2 separate regions of the Homo sapiens genome follow, and region 2 is linked to region 1. Evidence: read pairs that join two places in POLR2A ChIA-PET (ENCODE). Cell type or tissue: GM12878. All regions are shown on one strand. Links, peaks and the distances in the headings refer to the core of each region. The heading gives the core; the rest is flanking DNA. Region 1 holds the start of FCAMR (Fc alpha and mu receptor). Region 2 overlaps PFKFB2 (6-phosphofructo-2-kinase/fructose-2,6-biphosphatase 2).

Region 1 (4,390 bases), core at 1-4,000:
TTTAGGGGATGAGACCATATGAGGGGACTCTCTTGTCCCTCTCATCCTGCTGGGAAGGGCATGCACCTCACCTCAGCTTCAGCACAGGCTGCTTGCTGCATGACTTCCCAGATGCCTACTGGCCCTCCGAGCCCCAGTTCACTCCTATCCCCTCCCCACATCCCCTGGGCAGCAGATAAGAAGGGAAGGAGTCAGTGTAGTATAGAGGAGAGAGCACAGAACCAGGACTCAGGAGGGGCTGCAGCAGCCTCAGGCTGCTGCAATAACTTGGCCAATGTTCTGTTCCTCTCCTCTACAAAAGAAGAGCTTTGACTGCATGTTCTCCGTGTTTCTTCTCTTTCTAACGTTTTTTTGGTTCTAAATTACCCAGGACTTCTAAGGAACCATGCACTCTGGTGGGTGTGAGCAGAATAATAGGGAGCTGAGAGGGAGCCCCTATGTTCTGGACTCTAGAACCCTTACCTGGCCTCCTGGGAAGGAGCCCACCTGCTCTGGGAAGGGCACTGAGGAGCATGTGTGACAGCTATGGCTGCAGTTCACCCCCCACATTCAGAGGCAAGATCCCAACCTCCAGGAGAAAGCATCATTTCACCTTTTGTTCTCCAGGCTTCACTGTGGCCTCTCCATCCATCTCAGTCCAGAAACAAGATCCAGGTGGACTTTTCTTCTCCTTATGAGATGCAGGTGTTTGGACGACTTCTAGTTGCTCTCCTTTAAACCTGGAGACTGAGAAGTCAAGGTGGTATTTTGGAAAGCAGCTGGAGCTAGCAACGGAAGGTCGGGGTGCAAGGCGTAGCTCTGCCACTCACCTCAAGTCACTTCTCTTTGGATTTTATTATTTATAAGAGGAAGCCAGTCCTAATCCCTTGTCATTCTTACTGTCACTTATTCCTGAAGAACTTTTCCAGGAGTGGTAACAGTAGCTTCAAAAAAGAAAACACTGATCCATATCCTTCCTCCTCTTGTGTCCCCTTCAGGGGTCTCAGACTATTTAGGGTGCCCCAGCTTACCAGCCCATTCAGGCATCTCCCGGACAAGTGATGCAACAACTTGGGCAGGAGGGCAGGGAAAATTCAAAATTCAGGAGAGGAATTCCCCTGCCATTTGGCTGGCAGCTGGTGCCCTCCAGCTGACCTGGCCCCTCCAACTCTCATAGAGAAGAACTTTGGGCAGCTTGGGTCACTGACTTCAGAGTTGCATGATCTGGTGGTTACTAATTCACGTCCCTGACAAAGCATAATACAGTAAATGAGATGATCTTCATGGAAAGAGGACACTGAGAAGTGTGGCTTACCCAAATAGATGACACAGTTGAAAAATACCCCAATATTTCCCTTTGGAAAATAGTTTATGGGTTTTTCTTTTCCTTGTAAAAGATGTGATCTTCCAGTCTCTGTTGGTCTCAAACTGACATTAAAATGGCTTGTACAGCTGAAGCACTCAACAATGAATGGGCACAAGGGGATGGGGGGTGCTGCAAGCTGCAATTAGGGACCTTCACTAGGACCCCTGATAGATATGATAATACGGCACCTCTGACCAATTAGAAAGGGCAACTCTTCCTTAAGAATAAATTCAGTTGGTATATTGTTGTGTAATTTGCTGTAGCCATAGATGGCAGCATGTATTCTCCATGCATTTCCCCTTCCAAATTTGAAGGCAGATTGAGGGTAGAAATTGAGTCACTGAAAGCAACAGAAGAGGAAGAGAAACAACTCTATGGGGTACTTGGAGTTTGGCCATGACAGGACAATTGTGCATAGTGTGTGCTGGTAACTGTGTGCACAGCTGTGTGTGCTGCTCTCCCACGACTTGGTCAGCAGCTTCCAGTGCTAGAGCTCCAGATCTTCACCTCCATCTATAGCCTCTCATATTAGTTAAAATACATCTACAATGTGAATGGTATCTCCTTAGTAATGGTGCTCTTGAGCAGTGCACAACCTGAAGAACTGTATACAGTGGCCTTGCCTTCCGAGACTGGTTTCCAGAAATGAGTGACCTTCATGTAGGTGGTAGAGAGGTAGCTAATGCCTGGCCAGATTCTCCCCTTCCCCTCCTCATGGAGCAGTATAGTGTCATGTTTGATCACATAGATTCTGGAGTCAGACTCCCCACTCCTCTCAGTTAAGATCTCAGTTCTACTTTTTACTGGGAAAATGACATGGATCAGGTTACTTTTTCTCTTTAAACCTAGTTTTCCTAATCTGTTAAACAGGAGAAAATAGCACCTATCTCATAAAGTTATTATGTGGATCAAATGTGATAATCCATATAATTCAAAGTTCTTAGCATGCAGTTAATTTTCATTAAACATTAGCTGAGAATATTATTAGCTTGGCTTGTAGCAAAGGAAGCAGGTGTTTTATCATGATCAAACTCTCAAAAAAAAAATGCCTTCGACGGTTTTCTTCCATTCAAGTGTCCCCTCCCTCCCTCCCTCCCTCCCTTCCTTTTCCTTTCCATTATTTTGGCATTTGAAAGATAAAAAATTCATCAATTTGTCTAGGGACACTTCTGAATTAAATTTATATTCTTAAGTAAACATTTGTCAAATTTTCACTATTTTGTAAATGTTGCTGCCATTTGCATCCTTAAGGTCATATTTTTCTGTTTTACCTACTTCTGAACACTTTGAAGACTTTTTGATTACAGAAACCAAAAATTATAGTAAAGTACAATTAATTGTAATGCACTGGTCCAGTTTCCAGAGCACTTTCTCAGAGCCATGAAGTCCCTTCTCTGAAGCTTTATGGAGGAGAAAACTCCATACTGGCTGCTTCTCTTGGGGGTACAATTGAATTTGCTTATCCAGCACAAAGCCCCAGGGGCTTCTTTACATATATATATGACACTATAACCTGATTTTAGGCCCTAGACTCTGGAATCAGGCTTTGACCAGACATCAAATCTGGGAAGAGCTTTGTCCATTCCCTGTCCTCCAGCTCCCACCTCCAATCCCCCAGTTTGCAAATGACTTTGTTTGTTAAACATACACACATGAGAGTAAAAACCAGTAAACAGAAAGCTAACCCAAGAAAGAAAAGCTACTTGTGCTGTAAAACAGTCCATATGGATCTCTTTCTTCTCCAAAATGTGCTTTCTAATGTGTAATGAAGAGCAGTGGACAGAGGTGCTTTAGGTTCCCACGTGGCTCACCCAATCCTGTCCCTTTCCTTGGTAGTCAAGACTTATCCTCCTTATATGTTGTGGTAGCTTTCTGCTCGCTGTACCCACTTTGTAAGCTTTTTCTACCCTTCTTGGCTGCTGGAAAGGCACATTTTCCCTCCTAGCTCAGGTAGAATACCAAGTATTGAAGAAAACATTATTTAAAAACATCTGCCTTTGTACAAGTCCTCGGTTACTTACTTAGAAGCTCACAAAGGAAGGTGAACTTTAGACTTGTCAGTCCTCCAAATGACAACGGAAGAAAGTATTTGTATAGCACAAATAATCATTTTATAATGGCATTTAGCAAGCTTTTATAACCTCAACCACCATTTACCTGATAGCAAAGCTTGCAGTTCAAAATATTCAACCCCTAAACACAGGAGGCATTCCAAAGGCAGTTAGTTGAGTGCTGAGACAGTTTAAGTTCATGTACAGACTATTGGCAAAAGCACAGAGTAAAGAATCCCAGGAGATTATTTCATAGATGGGAGCATATTAGCCTAAGACTTTAGCTGTAGCTCATTCTAGAATGTTGGTATGAATTGCTGTTGGAAAACATGATCAGCACCTCTTAGCATAATCTTTCTGGAGTGACTTGAGTCTGGAAATGGAAATGAATATGTTTCTTACTGGTTAAGATTATTTGGTTAGGATGCTATTTTGAATACACATTCTCCTGTGATAATGAATCTCTGGTCCTTGCAGGATGGAGGGGCCCCAAAAAAGTTAACTTGCCACTAAGGAGGCTATTGGTCTCTGTCTCCTCAAAGAATGGTGCTATTTGCGGGGGCTCAGTGTTCATCTCTGTTGCTGGTAGGTTGAATGTTTGATAGCAACAGTAACTAACTCAGTGTTGATTAGTGGGAGCCTATACTGCTTGCTGGGCCCATGCATAGCCTCTATCCTTCTGACAATGCACCTTCCTTAATGTGTCCACTGCATTAGTACCAGGGTGGCCGATGGCTGAAGCTGGCTGATGTCAGAAAGCCAATCCATTCTGTCAACTTGGCAGTTAGTGGTTCTTCCATGGTGGATTCTCTCTGCTGAGCTTTAGCACAGGTTACAAAGATCTTCACACTTCCTGCCCGCTCCCTTGTCCCTCCATGTTCCACTACCCCCACCTTTCACTCTGTATGTATTCTAACATCAGGCCAGTTTTCCTTTCACACAAAATAGATGACCAGGTGCACTGTCCAAGCTCTGTCCCTTGGATGGACTTTCT
Region 2 (4,396 bases), core at 205-4,204, 86 kb after region 1:
TGAAATGTCTGTTCTTGGGGCTTGACTACTGGTGTAGTCCAGCAGTTTCTTACTGCTTTCTTAAACTGAATCTCTGTCTCCTGGGATGTTTGCACACTGGCTTGCTGATGGAAGTTAGAACTAACATTATTGTACACACAATGAGTAAGGCACAGTTGCAGGTGCAGGAATTACTTGGAGCTGGTAATGTTACCAGCTTTATCTGTTGGGCTAAGTTTTGGGAGAGTGCTGCTCATTGTAGAAATTGCAGATGGGAGCCAGTGCTGCTTGGTTTCCTTCCTACAGGCCTGAGGGGAATGAGCCCTGACACTTGGCTTCTCACAGTGTCTTGGGCATCTTACTTTCTCACAGGTTTAGCCTTTGTACTTTGTAAACTATTTTCCCTATAGGTTCATTTTTTTGAGGACAGCTTTCACATGAGCATTTTCATTTCTATGCCTGTCTTTTAGATAGAAACAGCAGGAGGGTTTGCGAGGAGATGAAGCATCATTTCCTGTCCCCAAGCATCTGTATTTCTAAGCATCATAGGCTGCATAGCTTCCCAAAAGATCTGGGACTCTGTTCCCCACATATTTTGGGGAACTTCAAGGAATGCTAACTCTTGCCTCTGCTTCTGGATGGCACCATTCCTGCAGAATCCTGTCAGTCAGTTCTTCTCACTTCAGTGGTTATATATATATATATATATATAGCCAGTTAGTCAAGGAATATATATATCTCAGCAGGTGGAAACAGCCGACCAGCATGAGACCAGGAATTATCTCATGTTCAAAGCTTTTCCCAGAGCCTCGACCTTGATGTCATGCCCTTGTCAGTTTCATGATTGACAATGATAATCTCTCTTCACCTAGCACCCATGGAGCCTGCTGGACAGAAGCAGCTGGCTGGATGTGATACTGGGGTTGGCAGAGTTAGGGTCTACAATTAGGGTCTCTTTTCTCTGCCAGGGCAAGAAGCCAGGTGCTAAGGGCAGAATACCCCATGAGAGATAACTAGTATAGCATGATGTTTGAGTATAGCCTCTGGAGTCAGACTGCCTGAGTTTGAATCCCGGGTTTATGACTTCTTAGCTCTTGAACAAGTTGCTTGTTCTCTCCATGCCTCAGTTTACTCCTTTTAAAAGTGGGAATACTAACAGTGTCTCCCCCAAGAGTGATGTGAGGATTAAATGACTAAATGTAGGAAGGCGCTTAGAAGAGTGTTGGGCATATATCTAATGTGTGTTATTTTTCACAGGTGACTCAATCTGCCTGTTGTATTTATTCCTGAAATGTTTATATTGAATCATACTCAAATGCTGTATTGGAAGCTCACTATTTAAAAGAGGGCTGTGAATAATTATTTTTTCAGTAAAAAATGTTTTCTTCTCTTATTTGACAATATTGTAACCCAGATTTGGGGATCTAGGATGCACCTCTTACAGGGAGGTACACTAATGTTACTAGGGTGCTTGATCCAAAAGAGAGCTGGGGCTGGGGGGCAGGATCGATAATTGTGGGAGTCTCTGACTACACGATGCCATGTGTCAGTCCTTCTAGCTTTGCTTTTTTCTCCATGGTAGGAATCTCTTCTACCTGCTTTCCTAACTCTTCTGTAGTTCCTTTGCCTTGAGGGCTTTCAAGTCAGGGAAGCAGTAATCCCTGGTTTCTTTCCTGTCTTCTAGACTCTAATTCCTGCTCTGGGCTCTAATCTCTTTTTTTCCATACTCTAGTTTCTCTAAATGCCTTTTTCTTCTCTAAGAAGAAGAAGGTGTCCTAAAGCCACTGTGATTTATTTACCCTATTCTCTCCTCACGTCACAGTCGGGCTGTGAGACTGTTGCAGACATAGTCAAAGGAGAAAATAAAGTTATGAGTATATGTGTTAACTTACTTCCTTTTCCTCTGCTATAGAGCTGTACTTTGGAGCTGGTTCACCTGGCAGCTTAGTGTTCACATCAGCGGCTGCTTTATTAATAGCTTAACCGTTGTTCCCTTGCTGCTCATTACACCTGTGTTGGCTAACTTTGACTCCGGGAAGTGACTGGGCTTGAGGATTTCAGGGCTGAAGAATGACTTTAGGGAGCCAAAACCTCCGAAGGAGCATTACTGGGACTTCAACTGCTCCAGGGATGGGGCGAAGAGGGGCTACTGGCCGAGGTGCCTTTACGGTGCTCAGAGGACTGGTTTCAGGGCTTATGAAAGCAGAAATGGAGGGCCGGGTGTGGTGGCTCACGCCTGTAATCCCAGCACTTTGGGAGGCCGAGGAGGGTGGATCATGAGGTCAGGAGATCAAGACCATCCTGGCTAACATGGTGAAACCCCGTCTCTACTAAAAATACAAAAAAACTACAAAAAAAAAAAAAAAAAAAAAAAAAACTAGCCGGGCATGGTGGCGGGCGCCTGTAGTCCCAGCTACTCGGGAAGCTGAGGCAGGAGAATGGCTTGAACCCGGGAGGCGGAGCTTGCAGTGAGCCGAGATCGCGCCACTGCACTACAGCCTGGGTGACAAAGTGAGACTCCATCTCAGGGGGAAAAAAAAAAAGCAGAAATGGAGAAATCTACATGCTTTTTTTTTTTCTTTTTAATTTTTTTTTTTGAGTAGTTCTGGAACAGACAAATTCTTCCATGTACCTTTCCCTAAATACAAAAGCAATGTATGTTCATAAAAAATTCAAACTACAGAAAGGATTTAGAAAGCGAAAAGTAAAAGACTCCTGTTTCTTCCAAATTTGATTCTTTTAGACATCTTATTCTGGTATATCCTATTAATAAAGGTAGGTTCATATTGTTCATATTCTGTTCAGCTGCCATTTCCTTTTTTATTTTTTTAAATAAGTTACTGTCTTGTGGACATCCTTTTAATGTTGATAAATGCAGATTTACCTCATTCTGCATTGTATGGATATGCCAGCTTTCCACGGATAGGTATTTAAATTGTTTCCAGTTTTTCATCATCACAAAGAGTGCTGCAGTGACCATTCTTACACGTACACCTTTGCACATTTGTGACAGCAACTTTTCCTACAGAAATAATAGAAAAGATAGACACATTGGAAATGTTCATCAGTATTACTAATTTGCTCTCCTAAGAAGTTCTATATTGTAAGCTGTTTTCAATATTTTAAGATATTTGATGGAAATTGGGCAGCATCAACTATAGCCATAGTGGTTAACTGAAACATCAGCTTTCTTAGTGTTTGACCGTAGTTATACGAACTTGGTTATTTCATGCCTGTCAACTGGCAGGAGATAATCAGCAGTTCTGACTTCTGATGAATAAAGATAAAATGTCACTAATGAAACATGCTTTATGGGCAGCATATTTCTAAATATTAGGCCTCTTTAGAGCCAATAAAAGAAGACGTCCTGGGTCCTGAAAAGGCTGGGAACCATTGCTCTCCTAGACCATCCTTCAGGATTAGAATGGAGAGCAAGTTGTGTTTACCGTGAGGGAACCTTTGTCAAGTGCTGACATGAGGCACAGGAGCTGGCAGCTGGGACTGAATGGGCAGTCATGAGATCAGGAGACTGGTCAGAACCCTGACCTTGACTGTCTATTGTGGGACCATGGGCAAAGCTCTTAATTTCTCCAGGCTTGAGTTTTTCCATTTACACGAGGGAAGTTATCAAGTCCTCATTTTTTTTGTAAATCTTTTTTTTAAAATACATTTATTTATTTATTTTGAGACCGGGTTATGAGACTGGCTAATTTTTATATTTTTAGTAGAGATAGTGTTTCACCATGTTGCCAAGGCTGGTCTCAAACTCCTGGGTTCAGGCGATCCACCCAACTTGGCCTCCCAAAGTGAGGATTACAGGCATAAGCCACTGCGCCCAGCCTCAAGTCTTCATTTTATCTAAGCAAGTTTATGAAAGGAAAATGAGTTTAAGTTTAAGAAAAGGAGTTGAACCTGGCTTAAAGAAGGTGGAAGAGAATTTCAGGATTGAAACAGTTTTCCATTGTCTATCAAGAGATGGGTTACATTGTCTCTGAAATTAATCAGGTGGCAGTGGCAGGTGGTTTTGTTTTTTAACAGGCAGGACAGAATGTTCCTACTTTTGCCAGTGTGGTAATTTGAGATAGGAAGTGTGGTTTAGTTTTGTACTCCAGAAAATGAGAAGCCCTGGTTGTAGCAGGTGTGCTTAAGTGTATTCTGGACAGAGGCGAGAGGTGCGTTGCTGGAGGGCTCTTGGGAGGTCCCAGTGGATGCAGTTTTTTGTTGTTGTTGTTCTTAGCATTCTCTGTCCACATGGGTAAACAAGAGCAGCTGGTTCCCTGGTTGCCTTCAGAGCAGCTCCCAAGTATCAGTTCATTTTAAACTTTAGGGAGGGTAATAGGACCTTCGGGGGAAGTGCCTAATGGGCTGGAAGGTGCGGACAAAGCAGGCCTAGAAGTGCAGGTAATGAGCCAAATCA

The links. Peaks named below come from ENCODE experiments on the same cell type or tissue, not always from the same donor. Only the 100,000 strongest peaks of a DNase experiment are listed, where the experiment ranks them.
Region 2: POLR2A ChIA-PET joins it to region 1 with 8 read pairs; 7 of 35 experiments call an interaction of 5 or more read pairs at or near these places.

The regions. Positions count from the first base shown.
Region 1 is chr1:206,969,495-206,973,884 of GRCh38, forward strand. FCAMR (Fc alpha and mu receptor) reads right to left here and starts at 966. Exons shown (of 8, transcript NM_001170631.2): 1 at 593-966. The coding sequence starts at 631. RefSeq lists enhancers at 1,834-1,943, 2,024-2,073. In GM12878, for the core only: no CTCF peak of the experiment used is centred there; a DNase peak (open chromatin) is centred at 1,727; H3K4me3 peaks cover 401 bases.
Region 2 is chr1:207,054,973-207,059,368 of GRCh38, forward strand. The region is part of intron 2 of PFKFB2 (6-phosphofructo-2-kinase/fructose-2,6-biphosphatase 2); the gene reads left to right. Among named protein-coding and RNA genes, the nearest start is that of PFKFB2, 3.9 kb to the left of the region's middle. In GM12878, for the core only: no CTCF peak of the experiment used is centred there; no DNase peak of the experiment used is centred there.